Linked DNA regions of Homo sapiens: region 2 is linked to region 1. The links are chromatin loops, found by intact Hi-C in ENCODE. Cell type or tissue: IMR-90. All regions are shown on one strand. Each heading gives the region's core, and the rest is flanking DNA. Links, peaks and the distances in the headings are about the cores only.

The links. Peaks named below come from ENCODE experiments on the same cell type or tissue, not always from the same donor. Only the 100,000 strongest peaks of a DNase experiment are listed, where the experiment ranks them.
Region 2: it touches region 1 in a loop (5-fold over the local background); 6 of 110 quality-filtered maps call a loop at or near these places.

The regions. Positions count from the first base shown.
Region 1 is chr5:135,331,107-135,334,037 of GRCh38, reverse strand. PITX1-AS1 (PITX1 antisense RNA 1) reads right to left here. Exons shown (of 6, transcript NR_161235.1): 4 at 1-280. Among named protein-coding and RNA genes, the nearest start is that of MACROH2A1, 67 kb to the left of the region's middle. In IMR-90, for the core only: a CTCF peak has its summit at 1,294 (motif pointing right); a DNase peak (open chromatin) is centred at 1,317.
Region 2 is chr5:135,263,304-135,266,234 of GRCh38, reverse strand. The region is part of intron 3 of PITX1-AS1 (PITX1 antisense RNA 1); the gene reads right to left. Among named protein-coding and RNA genes, the nearest start is that of LINC02900, 17 kb to the right of the region's middle. In IMR-90, for the core only: a CTCF peak has its summit at 1,258; DNase peaks (open chromatin) are centred at 1,234 and 1,624; H3K27ac peaks cover 1,592 bases.

The sequences.
Region 1 (2,931 bases), core at 308-2,807:
TCTCTCCTACCATTGTCCCCTTCTGACAGTCTGTGACTTAGGGCTGGGCCTGGCCACTTGCTGATGAAGCTGCTGGAGCCTCATTCCCTCTGCCGAGGCTGCTGGGTCTGTCATCCCTGCAGGACAGGATCCCTGGCAGAAGGGTGCGTGGAGCTTTCCAAGGAGAAGCCGCCACAGCCAAGGCTCCTGGGATGTGCTGGCAGCTTTCACGTGCCTTCTCACCGCCAAGGCTGTTGAGGGATGTTGATTATCTAGGAAGACCTCAGCCAAGCCAGAGTAGCTAAAATATATGTTAGCAAAACATGGACACTTTTTGCTTCAAAGGGCACTTACACCTTAACCTAAATTTGCCTAAAATACACAGAAGACTCTTTCCGTCTCTTGAAAGAAAGAAAGAGGAAAAAAGAAAAGAGAAAGAAAAGAAAGAAGCCTGCGTCTAAAGCAGACTTTAACCAGGAAGAAATATGCAGTACACTTCATATCGTGGCCGAATGTAAAGGATCATTTTTCCTTCCCAAACTGTGCCTAATACAAACTCCTCAAAACAGAAGGTCCTAGACCATCACACAACCAATCTTTTCCATGAAAGGCAAAGATTTCCAACTTAAACCTGAAAGTTGATTTTTCAAAATTTTATCTGAACATAAGGAGTTATGTTACGTTTCTTTTCCAAGATCTTTGCTGGGTCTAGATTATGTATTCCTATTTCTTGATTTGAAATGAGAGAGAACGGTGGAGGAGGTGGGGGACTGCATTATCTTTTTAAGAAGCTGATCTTAAAATGATACCACTTCATAGTTAATACCAGCAAACTGCTTAGTCAAACCATACTATGCGGCCCTCCACCCAAGAGCATTGTTTGTGCAGGTAGGATCTGCAGTGTGGATGGAGGGTAATGGAAAATTGTGGCCACTGTTAGCTGGTCAGACTGATATTTACTGTATGTCAGGTACTGTGCTGAGTCCTTCATGGGTATCATTTCGTTTGGTCCTTGCAATAACCCTATAGGGCAGGTCCTATTATTAGATGCATTTTTTAGCTGGAGGTGATCACACTGCTGAAAAGTGACAACCAGATTCAAATGCAGAGTTTCTGACTACTGTGATATAGGGTCCCGGATGGCACGTGCTTACCAGCAGCCAAAGAGAGTCCATTTGGCCTTGGAATTTCTAACTCAGAGACTGAAACACAGAGGGACTTGTAGGTGGAACCAAGGTTTAAATGACTTAATTGGATGGGCTTACCTTTGGAGGAACACCATAGAAGCAAATGTGTTTTTCAAAGATCTTCCACTAGATGTCACCAAAAGGACTGAGAACTAGAGAAAAGGGCTGCGATTTCTGCTCTCCTTGTAAGATTGCACAAAAGAATAAATTGCATTTATCGCTGTTTGCATGAATGATTTACCATAATCACCTAAATGTTTCTAAACTTTGAATAATCCAAAGTGCATCATGCCCTGTGATGTGGGCACACTGTAGAAATTCTTTTCAATGAAACTGAGGGAAAGTGAGCCAACAAGTTGCCTGGGGTTCCCACCATTGCTAAGCCACTCAGTTCGTTTTTAAAACTGGGATCAAAAACTGTTCTCTGATGTCAGCCTCATGCTTTAAGGGGGGAAAAAAGCTCATTACTTTTAAAAAATTGGTGCAACTGCAAGGAACGTCTTGAAATGCACACATGCCTCTATTCAAAAGACAAGTTTGCACTTAGTAAAACTTAACAGAAATGCAAGTATTTTGTGAGGGGGTAAAATCCTGCAGGTTCTAGAGAGGTTAAGTGTTGCAGCCCAGCCCTTCTCTTCACTGTAAGCCTTCAGAGGCAGGCTTGCAGTGGGTGTCACCGACAGAGCTGTCCCATCCACTGTCGCTGTGCTGAGTCCCCCCAGCCTCCCTCGAACTCAGAGCCATGCAACCCTGTGATCCAACAGCAGCATTAGGCAGACAATACCCACTCCCATTCATTTCTCAAGAACAATTCTTGCCCTCAACAGCTGGGCCCTGCCCTGAATAATCCAGACGATTTTCTCAGTGCTCCTCCATGGGCCCCTTTAAATGACATCTGAGATCTAACGCAATGCTGTGGCTCCAACTGGTACTGAACTGACAATAACAGCCACTGTATGTGTGTGTCCTCTACATACATCATTGACTTCTCATGGCAAACCTATGAGGTAGGTAATACTATCTCTGTTTTACAGACAAGGAAACTATGACACAGAGAGGTGAAGTGTATTCCCTAAGGTCACACAGCCATGAATGGTGGAAGTGGGATTTGAACCCAGCTCTGACTCTACAACGAGCTCCCTGGAGCTGAACTCTCCTTTGCTATCCATCCCAATATTTTGTTCTTCAGGTTATACAGGGCTTCTTACGTGCTCACTGGGAGCTCCTGTGTGGCTGGCCCTGGGAACATAAACAGAACTTGTTGGATGACAGATGAATAGGAATGTGCATTTAAAGCAATCCAGTGATCAACAAGGACTTACTAAATGCTTTCTATGAAAGAGGCCTCGGATTAAGGGTTTCTTACAAAGGCAGGTAAGCAAGCATTGTCCAGCAAGCACTAAACTCAGAGAAGTACCTGCTAAAAAGGCAGGGGCTCAGGGCAGGGAGTTTTGCTCACTGGCTGAGCAGGCTCAGGGAGGGCTTCTTGGGGCAGAAAACCTAGTGCTGAATTTGATAGGAAAGGTTGGAATCTCCCAGGTCAGGAGGGCAAAGCAATGGGTAACAGATGGCAAGCTGGCATAGAGGCTGCTCTATCAGCCCCAGCTGGGGAGCTCCTGCACCCTCTCTGTGGAGAATCTCAGTCTTCACCCGCTTCCCACCTAGGACAGCCACTTCAGCCCTGGCCTCTGCTCGCTACACGCCATCCCCAGCATTTGGAGTTGTCTATCCATGGATTTGTCTGTGGCAGAATTCCCCCTCCCAT
Region 2 (2,931 bases), core at 310-2,809, 68 kb after region 1:
GAGGGTGCAGGAAAGACAGACAGGAGCTCCCAGGCACACACAATAGAGGGCTCGTCCAAACCACCCCCTTATAAATTCTAGCTCAAAACCAGAGTGTTGAGTGTCCACTCAGCATTAAGCCCCATGCAAGGAAAATCTGCTCATGGACTCCGAGCTGGCAATCCCCAATCTGAGACTTGTGGCTTCCCTCCCAGAACCCACGAGAGTGACGGCTCCTTCTTCCCTCCGAGGCACTCACTGCTTCTCCCAAAACACCAAAGTACTGGCTCTCTCTCTTAATTTCAAAATCTTTGGCTTTAAAAATGTGTGCTTTCTGCTCAGAGGTACCAAGATCCCTTCATTTATTCAACAAATATTTAGCAAGTGCTTCCTGTGAGCTAGGCTGTGATCTTCACAGTGATGAGGTAGCAGTGAAGAAAACAGACAAAAATCCCTGCCTTTCAGGGCTTAAATTTTAGCAGAGGAGGCAGAAAGAAAATCTAATTAATAAATAAGTCATTTACCTAAGTGCTCTAAGATCAAGCCAGGCCCAGGCGTGGCGGGGTGGGAAGGGATCATGTTCAACCGGGTGGTCGGGAGGTTCCTTCCCAGCTCCTGCCTGTCCAGCCTTTATCTTCCTGCCGAGATGGTGTTATTATGGTTCCCAAATGTTTGAGGTTCAAGTGAAGAGTTCATCTGTAATGGGATTATTTCTCGCCCTGTTTGCTTTCATTACAGACCCACTCTCTCCAAGCATGAGAATCTAACCTTACCGAAAGCATATTTTGGTAATCTGATATAAACTAAATTTAAACTTTGACCTCCAACAATAAAAACGCTACTTTCCTTCTCTGAAGACCTGAAATTCAGATTAAGGGCCTGCCAGCTTCACTTTCCGGGTTTCTAACTGACTTCTAATTAGATTCTAAGCTTTACTCAGAAGGGGCTGGGGACGGGCCGGGGCCCATGGCGGACGGCAGCCAACTGGCCTGGTTTCTCCTCATTCCCATTAGAAGTCAGATGCTTCTAGCTTTCCCACACCCCGAATCCTGTGTTTTTGGTATTGTCACAGAGTACCAAGCTAGTGCAGAAAACTCAAAATAAAATTGCTGTCTCAAGCTACATTGCAAATTTGCTCTGATCCCGTTTTGCACGAACTGCTTTAATCCTGCTGCGGGTAAAGGTTAAGTATGAGCTTACTCAAATCTGCCCCCACGTCATGTTCTAATTCCTGTAGGTTATCTTAGTTAGAAATTAAGGCAAGCAACTGCGAGTCCACATGGGGGCTGTCTGCGGCCAGGGCTGCTCCCTTCGTCTAAGCCTTCAACAGCCTCGCCTGCCACCCCACTCGTGAACAATTTTCTGTTTTTCAGAGCTTGACATTCATATGTTGTTCAGGTTTGCTACACACAAAATTAATGCCATGCATTTCTTTTTTTTTTTTTTAAGAAAGAAATTAAATAAATGTCACAGTCTGGACCAGAATAAGCAACTGAAAATTCAAATTCAGGGATGTCCTACATTAATAACTATTCACCGAGGAAGCATTTCCTGTTTATACATTGAGCTAATGAGAATCCATCACTCCTGTCAAATACACTGAACACCAAATTCAAATGTCAAACCAAATGTAAGAGGTCACACATTTCCTTTGCTAACTAAAAGTGTAATTCATAAATATTATTGCTACCAAACTCTCCATCTACAACATTTGTTTAGAAATATGCACATGTAATATAAATTGTGATTAAGTTAAATGGGTATATTATTTCCTGTTTTAAGGGCTAACAGCAGCATGAATTATGCTTTACTGCAAAGAAGGGCTCAAGTCACAAGCGGGTCTGCTCGAGCCCAGCCCCACATTTTACACCCCCAGATTGTTTTTTGCACATTCATTCATAAATACTTTACATTACCCAGCCGCACTGATAACTTTCACTTCTGCTGCCTTATAAAATAGCTCTTACTGTTGAAAAGGTCAGCTAAATGGACGTAAACTTTGTATCTAGCTACACTTAAAAATAAAAGTGGAAAAACAAAGAAGATTTACAAAGCCAGGGTCTTCATTTACCTCCATAAGCACAGTACCAGGATTCAAATTAAACTGAAACTTCGCATCTGTGGCATGATTTAGTGAGATGAGACTTGTTAGCCTGGGAAGTGACAACACAGCATTTTAACTTCCAAAATTACCAGGGAGTACAGAAACAATTGGGAAGCGACCTTTCATTATTTTTGTCAGCAAATAAATTCAACTAATATCCTTAGTTCAAAAAACCTGTATACACATTAACATTTGTATTACTTTAGGAGGACAAAATGTATTCTAGCAAAGAAAACAAGGAAAGCAGAAAAAACAGAAATAGATTCTCACCTAACAACCTGATAGGGAAATGTCCTCATGGCATTCAAATAAAAGGGTGAAAAGAGAGACCAGAATCAAAGCTGACCCTTCCTGGTCATGCTCCGGCAGTTTAAGAAAGGCGTATAGTTTCATCCCCCCCGCCACCCCCAAAAATTATTACCAGTGACCAAAAATAAATAAATAAATAAAATTTTAAAAGCAAGCAAATAAACCCTACCCTCCCAGGCCTAGATTGAGAGGTTTTCTCCCTATAGGCAAGCAGGAGAGCTTTGCTCCAAATCCTAGCAGAGCCAAGCCAAATGAATCCCACGTCCACATCAGCGAGGCCTCTGGCCGGGTCTCCCTGGGCCAAGCCCACGCGGAGGAGAGCGGGTGGGTCAGGTGCTCCTCGGAGGAGCTCTGACTCATCACTGTGTTCCAAACCCTTTCAAAGGGGAGCCGACCTGATGCCATCGTGCCAGACAATTTTGCAATGAAACTAAGTCTTTGATGTCACAGACTGAGAGAGAGGGATAAGCTGGGCTCTTGAATAGATAACCGGGATGACTCCCAGCTTTTGAAGTCTAGTGAAGAGCATTTCATAAACT